Regions from separate parts of the Homo sapiens genome. Here region 2 is linked to region 1. The links are chromatin loops, found by intact Hi-C in ENCODE. Cell type or tissue: adrenal gland. All regions are shown on one strand. Links, peaks and the distances in the headings refer to the core of each region. The heading gives the core; the rest is flanking DNA.

Region 1 (4,382 bases), core at 245-4,244:
TATCGAACTCCTGACCTCAAGTGCTCCACCTGCCTTGGCCTGCTAAAGTGCTGGGATTACAGGCCTTACAAAGCCAAGGCCTGGCCTTGTTCTTGGACATTTTCTTTCATAGAACTTTCTCTCCATGAGGGTGATGGACACTGACAGATGATGATCACACAAAAAAATTATTTAATTACATCATGATCAATGCTACAAAGGGTAAGTAAGACTAGTAAAGTATGAAGCCATCTTACGATATCTTTGTTCCCTTTCTGTAGAACCCACTCAACAATATCAATCTGCCCCTTGACTTGTCATGTCCTAGCCACAGACAAGAAGGGCAAAGCCCTTTCTCCTTCTCCCATCCCTCACCAGAAAAAAGAAAAAACAGGACAAACATCAGCCATGATGAGGTGGCGGTGACATTCAGGACTACCCCAGAAGCTGTCCAATTCTGCTTGTCTGCTTTATCCCAAGACCCATGACAATGCTGGGCAATGTGCTCTGTCACCTACAAGTTCTTCCTGTCCCTACTTGAACAGACCAACAGACCCAGCAAAGCTTTTTCTTTTCTTTTTTTTCTTTTGTCCTTTTTTTGAGATGGAGTTTCGCTCTTGTCGCACAGGCTGGGGTGCAGTGGCGTGATCTCAGCTCACTGCAACCTCTGCCTCCCGGGTTCAAGCGATTCTTCTGCCTCAGCCTCCCAAGTAGCTGAGATTACAGGCATGCGCCACCATACGTGGCTAATTTTTTGTATTTCTAGTAGAGATGGGGTTTCGCCATGTTGGCCAGGCTGGTCTCAAACTCCTGACCTCAGGTGATCTGCCCGCCTTGGCCTCCCAAAGTGTTCTAATTAGAGGTGTGAGCCACTGCGCCTGGCCCAGCAAAGCTTTTTCTGTTGAGTCTGAACTACTCCACTCCAGAGAGCAGGAACTAAGAGAGAATATTCTCTCAGCCTGAACTGAGTGCTTGACTTCCAAAGCCAATGTGAGAAACCTTCTCTATCTTCGCCCACTCCCTGTTACATTTCCCTGTGTCGATCCCCTCAGGAGTACCATCAGCAAGTCTTGGTTTCTATTTCAGTCTCACCCCCTCCTGTGCCCCTCCAGCAGTTCTCTTCCCATGTTGCCCACCTAGGACTCTGATGCAGCCCCGACTCCTGCAATTCGACCTGCATTCTTCTCCCTGCACTACCTAAGGCAGGGCATAGGCACTGCACATCCCTCTGCCCCCCTACCATGAACATCAGGACTCAGATGATGAAAGCTTTAAAGCTTTTCTTTTCTTTCTTTTTTTTTTTTTTTTTGAGATGGAGTCTTGCTCTGTCACCCAGGCTGGAGTGCAGTGGCACGATCTCTGCTCACTGCAAGCTCCGCCTCCCAGGTTCACCATTCTCCTGCCTCAGCCTCCCAAGCAGCTGGGACTACAGGGGCCCGCCACCACGCCTGGCTAATGTTTTTTGTAGTTTGTTTAGTAGAGACAGGGTTTCACTGTGTTAGCCAGGGTGGTCTCGATCTCCTGACCTCATGATCTGCCCGCCTCCGCCTCCCAAAGTGCTGGGATTACAGGCGTGAGCCACCGCACCTGGCCAAAATCTTTAAAGCTTTTCTTTACACATCACCCCTGAAGCCAGAATCATGGTGGAGGCACCAAATGGCACGCTACGGTTGTGTCAAACGAAACCCTCCATCTCTTGAGTGCCAGATTCTGTGAAGCACTTCACATGCATTTATTATTTCAATTCAACCTTTACAAAAATCCTGTAAGAAATATCTGATGATTTCTCATTTTACCAATGAAGAAACTGAAGCTCAGGCCACTCAAGTTACTTGTCCAAAGTCACCAGCTGAATAAATGCAGAGCTGAGATGTGAACTCAAAGCTGGATTTGAAACCTGTGTCCCTTCTGCTACTGCATGCGGGAATAACGATGCACTATGTGGTTGCATCTTTGGAAAAGCTCAAGGTCAGAGTCTCCAAAGGATGCTGCTCCCACCTGGTGCTTCAAAGCAGCTGCTAAGGGTAGAGGAGCTTCCTCCTCCCTTCACGCTCCTCCCTCACACTCTTCCTACCAACTCTGCTGAAAGCAACGTCATGGACGCCAGTCTTGCCCGATGATCCCACAAGCTCACCAGGATGAAGCTTTAACCATAGCTTCATCCTAAACCACTGACCAGTTTAGAAAAACTATTTGTAGTCCCAGTCTGAGATAAACAGACCTCACCACCCAATTTCCAACCTCCAAACAAAACTAGACAAATCTGGGAGCCTTAGAGTGACGAGGACTGGCTCCGAAATGATGGGATCACAGAGCTCTCATCCCACTGGGAGTTGCCTTTTCTCTGCCTGGGTAGTGGCACAGGGAGAAAAATATCTTGTGCTGACCACTGGATTTAGACATCACGTGATGCTAGGAACTGGTGACATCTAGGTTCTGAAGAGGGCTGAGAAAGTGTTCTTCCCAGTCCTCTCATTATCTTTTCTAATTCATCTGAATCATCCGGCTGCCCATGTCCCAGCCCAGCCAGCATTCCCATCCCTCCCTCCTCCTGCCGCAGAGCAAGCCCCGGAAAAAGGGTCACTGCTATTCAGTGGTTTGGGGATGGCCAGTCCTCACTGCTCTTGTGTCTGGCTGAAGCAAGCAACTAACAGATGGCAGCGATGAGATGGCAGCCAAGCCCCGCCAGCAGTAATTAAGCCGAGCCAGGCTCCTCGTCGCCACCTCCCTAGGGATGGTCTCAATTGGCCTTTGATTAGGGCAGCCAGAATGAGACCTGGTCTGACCAGGGCCTCACAGAAGCGGGTTTGTGTGGCAGAGAACAGGTCTGCCACTGTCTGTTGCCTGCAGACACTGGGAACTTTGGAGGCCTTGACAGAGCAGCCGGGGACACTGCTCTGCCCCGGTACAGTACAGCCCAACAGCTGCCCCGCCAGCCAGTGCTAACTGAGTACCCAGTGAACGGGGAGCACTGGAAAATCACAAGGGAAGGATGTTGGGCTGCTGTTCGCCAGAGGATTTTCTCCAAGGCCAGCTGCTGAATGGAGGCACCCAGGCTGCTTTCTACAAATGCAGATTCTTCTGCTGATTTGGCATCCATGGGGCGGGTAGTGGCCTGGCATTCACTAAAACCTTTTAATTTTTTTTTAACCCATGTGCACACCGATAAAACATTTTCTTTTCTTTTTTTTCTTGAGCCAGGCTGGAGTGCAGTGGCGTGAACCCAGTTCACAGCAACCTCCACCTCCTGGGTCAAGCGATCCTTCTACCTCAGCCTCCCAAATAGCTGGGACTTCAGGTGTGTGCCACTATGCCTAGCTAATTTTTGTATTTTTTGTAGAGATGGGGTTTCACCATGTTGCCCAGGCTGGTTTTGAGCTCCTAGACTCAAGCAATCCTCCTGCCTCGGCCTCCCAAAGTGCTGGGATTACAGATGTGAGTCACTGCGCCCAGCCTGATAAAACCTTTTAAAATAGCTCCAGGCTCTTAGAAATGCACTGGGCATTCAGGTCCAAAGTAAGTTATAATATTTACCAACAAGGTATAAATAATTGCACAATAATATACACTGCAAACTGGAGAAAGCTCAGAGTACCTTGGTCAACCCCATGGGGTCCACAAGGTGCCATGAGAACAGGAGAGTGAAATCACCTCCTCCTCATCTCCACTCTTTGGGGTTTCCACAAATTTTCCACCGCTGAGATTTTTTTTCCCCATTCATTTTCATTTCTCCCTCCTCTGCTGCTTTCACAAAGCTACTTAGAGAGTGGGGATGGGGAAGAGGACTATGCTAGGCCTTCAAGTCCAGTAGCTCCCATCTTCCTAAGATCCTGTGGGGATCTTAAGACGGGTATAGCTTCCCTCATTTGATAAATGAGGAAAGTGAGGCTCAGAGAAGTCAAACTTGAATGACCTGCTTGGCCACTAGGATCTCCAAACAATGACTTGGAGTCACACTGCTTATGAATATGTCATTTCAAAAAACAGGTCCCCAATTCTCAGTCCAAGAGGATGAGTCACTTACTTGTAGGTTTTGGACCTATCCAGCCAGATTCCTGAGATCACAGCCCCAAGCATTCCTGCAATGACGATCGTCAGGCCAATTCTTCCAGCATTCACTTCTTCCCCCTGGGGAAACCATAACCCCAAAGATCACCCGGCGATGGGACAAGACCCAGGACAGAGCACAGTCACCATGGGGTGAAGGAACAAAGGCAGGTAACTCAAGCTCCATCAGAGTCAATATTCAGAACATATCGGGACAAGATGGCCTAGGAGAAAATTCTAGAATAACTACTCCTCCCAACAATATAACCCTGACTGTGTGTGCATGATATTGGATGCTGGAGTGACAAGGATGAACCAAATCTGTTCTTAGAACTACTTTTAGGCAAATTTTTTAA
Region 2 (4,382 bases), core at 94-4,093, 52 kb after region 1:
GCTTGTCGAAAGGAAGAATGTTGGATTTTAATGCAAGCAGAAGGTAATGCTCCCGTGGAGTATGTAAGAAGCATTTGAACAGAGAGGTCAGAATTACCGGAGTACAAGCGTTATGGTGATCTGTGTGGTCAGGGTCAAAGTAAGGTGATTACCTTCCTGGTAGTAAAGATGAACAGAAGGGAAATTTGCCTTTAGAGAAGTTTTGTAAAGTTTCTGTTTTAAATGAAAAATTTCTAAATTAAAGGTTACATTTTCTAAATGAAATTAATAGATAGGAGAAAATAGTCCAATGAGAAGAACTGGGATTTGTCAGGCCTCTGAGCCCAAGCTAAGCCATCATATCCCCTCTGACTTGCACGTATACATCCAGATCGCCTGAAGCAACTGAAGATCCACAAAAGTGAAAATAGCCTTAACTGATGACATTCCATCATTGTGATTTGTTTCTGCCCCACCCTAACTGATCAATGTACTTTGTAATCTCCCCCACCCTTAAGAAGGTTCTTTGTAATTCTCCCCACCCTTGAGAATGTACTTTGTGAGATCCACCCACTGTCTGCAAAACATTGCTCCTAACCCACCGCCTATCCCAAAACCTGTAAGAATTAATGATAATTCCCGCCCTTTGCTGACTCCTTTTTCGGATTCAGCCTGCCTGCACCCAGGTGAAATAAGCAGCCTTGTTGCTCACACAAAGCCTGTTTGGTGGTCTCTTCACGTGGATGCGTGAGACATTTAGTGCCGAAGACCCAGGTCAGAGGGACTTCTTTAGGAGACCAGTCCCCTGTCCTCACCCTCACTCTGTGAAGAGATCCACCTACGACCTCGGGTCCTCAGACCAACCAGCCCAAGGAACATCTCACCAATTTCAATCGGGTAAGCGGTCTTTTCACTCTCTTCTCCAGCCTCTCTTGCTACCCTTCAATCTTCCTCTCTTGCTACCCATCAATCTCCCTGTCCTTCCAATTCCAGTTCTTTTTCCTCTCTAGTAGAGATAAAGGAGGCACATTTTATCCGTGGACCCAAAACTCCGGCACCGGTCATGGACTCGGGAAGGCAGCCTTCCCTTGGTGTTTAATCATTGCGGGGACGCCTGCCTGATAATTCACCCACACTCCATTGGTGTCTGACCACCGCGGGGACGCCTGCCTTGGTCATTCACCCACATTCCCTTGGTGGCAAGTCAATTGCGGGGACACCTGCTTTGGCTGCTCACCCACATTACAGCCCAGGGCTGCTCCCCACCCCCTTCTCTGTGTCTCTACCCTTCTCTTTAAACTTGCCTCCTTCACTATGGGCAACCTTCCACCCTCCATTCCTCCTTCTTCTCCCTTAGCCTGTGTTCTCAAGAACTTAAAACCTCTTCAACTCACACCTGACCTAAAAGTTAGCCTTATTTTCTTCTGCAATCCCGCTTGGCCCCAATACAAACTTGACAGTAGTTTCAAGTGACCAGAGAATGGCACTTTCGATCTGTCCATCCTACAAGATCTAGATAATTTTTGTCGAAAAATGGGCAAATGGTCTGAGGTGCCTGACATCCAGGCATTCTTTTACACATTAGTCCCTCCCTAGTCTCTGCTCCCATGCGACTCATCCCACATCTTTCTTCTTTCTCTCCTGTCTGTTCCTTCAGTCTCACCCCAAGCTCTGAGTCTTTTGAATTCTCCTTTTCTACAGACTCATCTGATCTCTCCCCTTCTCCCCAGGCTGCTCCTCGCCAGGCTGAGCCAGGCCCCAATTTCTCCTCAGCCTCTGCTCCCCCACCCTATAATCTTTCTATCACCTCCCCTCCTCACACACTGTCTGGTTTACAGTTTTCGTTCAGCGACTAGCCCTCCCCCACCTGCCCAACAATTTCCTCTTAAAGAGGTGGCTGGAGCTAAAGGCATAGTCAGGGTACATGTGCCTATCAGACCTTTCCCAAATCAGCCAGCATTTAGGCTCTTTCTTGTCAGACCCTACTAAATATATACAGGAATTCAAATATCTAACTCTGTCCTATAATTTAACCTGGAGTGACTTAAATGTCATCCTGACTTCTACCCTCTCCCCAGATGAACGGGAAAGAGTTTTTTCTCTAGCCCAATCTCACGCTGATAACTGCCGGCTTCACGAGCCAGACCTCCAGGAAGCATTAGAGCAGTTCCCCAAGAGGACCCCCAGTGGAACTTTCAGGCAGATTCCCCAGGTATAGATAGGTGAGATTACATGGTTTCCTGCCTAGTTGAAGGGCTTAAAAAGGCAGCTTACGAAGCTGTTAATTATGACAAACTTAGAGAAACTACCCGAGGTAAAGACGAAAACCCAGCCCAGTTCATGGCCCGCTTGGCAGCAACCCTTAGACGCTTTACCGCCCTAGACCCAGAGGGGCCGGAAGGCGCCTTATTCTCAATATGCATTTTATCACCCAGTCAGCTCCTGATGTTAGAAAAAAGCTTCAAAAATTGGAATCCGGCCCTCAAACCCCACAACAGGAATTAATCAACCTCGCCTTCAAGGTGTACAATAATAGGAGGTAGCCAGACAGTAACACATTTCTGAGTTACAGCTACTTGCCTCTGCTGTAAGACAGCCCACAACCACGTCTCCAGCATACAAAACCTTCAGAACATCCAAGCCACAGCTCCCAGGGGCACCTTCAAAACATCCTTGTGGACCTTGCTTCGAATGCCAGAAGCCTGGCCACTGGGCCTCAGAATGCCCGCAGCCCGGGATTCCTCCTAAGCCGTGCCATCTGTGCGGGCCCCCAGTGGAGGTCGGACTGTCCGACTCACATCGCGGCCACTCCTAAAGCCCCTGGAGCCCAAACCCAATGTTCCTTGGCCAACTCCTTCCCAGATCTCCTCGGCTTAGCAGCTGAAGACTGACGCTGCCCAATCGCCTCGGAAGCCCCCTGGACCGTCACAGACACTGAGCTTCAGGTAACTCTTACAGTGGAGGGCAAGTCCATCCCCTTCTTAATCAATATGGAGGCTACCAATTCCACATTACCTTCTTTTCAAGGGCCTGTTTCCCTTGCCTCCATAACTGTTGTGGGTATTGACGGCCAGGCTTCTAAACCTCTTAAAACTCCCCAGCTCTGGTGCCAACTTGGACAACATTCCTTTATGCACTCCTTTTTAGTTATCCCCACCTGCCCAGTTCCCTTATTAGGTCCGAGGCATTTTAACTAAATTATATGCTTCCCTGACTATTCCTAGGCTACAGCCACACCTCATTCCTGCCCTTTTCCCCAGTTCAAAGCCTCCTTCGCGTCTTCCTCTCGTATCCCCCCACCTTAACCCACAAGTATGGGATACCTCTACTTTCTCCCTGGCAACCGATCACGAGCCCATTACTATCCCATTAAAATCTAATCACTCTTACCCCACTCAACACCAATATCCCATCCCACAGCATGCTTTAAAAGGATTAAAGCCTGTTATCACTCGCTTGTTACAGCATGGCCTTTTAAAGCCTATAAACTCTCCCTACAATTCCGCCATTTCACCTGTCCAAAAACCGGACAAGCCTTCCAGGTTGGTTCAGGATCTGCGCCTTATCAACCAAATTGTCTTGTCTATCCAGTCCGTGGTGCCAAAGCCATATACTCTCCTATCCTCAATGCCTCCCTCCACAACCCCTCCATAACCGATTATTCTGTTCTGGATCTCAAACATGCTTTCTTTACTATTCCTTTGCACCCTTCATCCCAGCCTCTCTTCGCTTTCACTTGGACTGACCCTGATGCCCATCAGCCTCAGCAACTTATCTGGGCTGTACTGCCACAAGGCTTCAAGGACAGCGCCCATTACTTCAGTCAAGCCCAAACTTCGTCTTCATCTGTTACCTATCTTGGCATAATTCTTAATGAAAACAATGTGCTCTCCCTGCTGATCGTGTCCAGCTAATCTCCCAAACCCCAACACCTTCTACAAAACAACTTCTTTCCTTCCTAGGCATGGTTAGGTACTTCCGCCTTTGGATACCTAGTTTTACCATCCTGACTAAACCATTTTATAAACTCACAAAAGCAAACCTAGCTGACCCCATAGATCCTAAATCCTTTCGCCACTCCTCTTTCCGTTCCTTAAAAACAGCCCTAGAAGCTGCCCCCACACAAGATCTCCCTAACTCATCCCAACCCTTTTCATAACACACAGCCAAAGTACAGGGCTGTGCCATCAAAATTCTTACACAACAGCCGGGACCACACCCTGTAGCCTTTCTGTCCAAACAACTTGACCTTACTGTTTTAGGCTGGCCATCATGTCTCCGTGTGGCAGCCGCCACTGCCCTAATACTTTTAGAGGCCCTCAAAATCACAAACTATGCTCAACTCACTCTCTACAGTTCTCATAACTTCCAAAATCTATTTTCTTCCTCACACCTGATGCATA

Evidence for each region. Hi-C counts contacts between places; a loop is a spot of excess contacts. Peaks named below come from ENCODE experiments on the same cell type or tissue, not always from the same donor. Only the 100,000 strongest peaks of a DNase experiment are listed, where the experiment ranks them.
Region 2: it touches region 1 in a loop (2.2-fold over the local background); 17 of 110 quality-filtered maps call a loop at or near these places.

The regions. Positions count from the first base shown.
Region 1 is chr14:75,634,635-75,639,016 of GRCh38, reverse strand. FLVCR2 (FLVCR choline and putative heme transporter 2) reads right to left here. Exons shown (of 10, transcript NM_017791.3): 5 at 4,004-4,107. Among named protein-coding and RNA genes, the nearest start is that of ERG28, 24 kb to the left of the region's middle. In adrenal gland, for the core only: no CTCF peak of the experiment used is centred there; a DNase peak (open chromatin) is centred at 2,706; H3K27ac peaks cover 1,992 bases.
Region 2 is chr14:75,582,423-75,586,804 of GRCh38, reverse strand. The region is part of intron 1 of FLVCR2 (FLVCR choline and putative heme transporter 2); the gene reads right to left. Among named protein-coding and RNA genes, the nearest start is that of FLVCR2-AS1, 5.0 kb to the right of the region's middle. In adrenal gland, for the core only: no CTCF peak of the experiment used is centred there; no DNase peak of the experiment used is centred there; H3K4me3 peaks cover 199 bases; H3K27ac peaks cover 761 bases.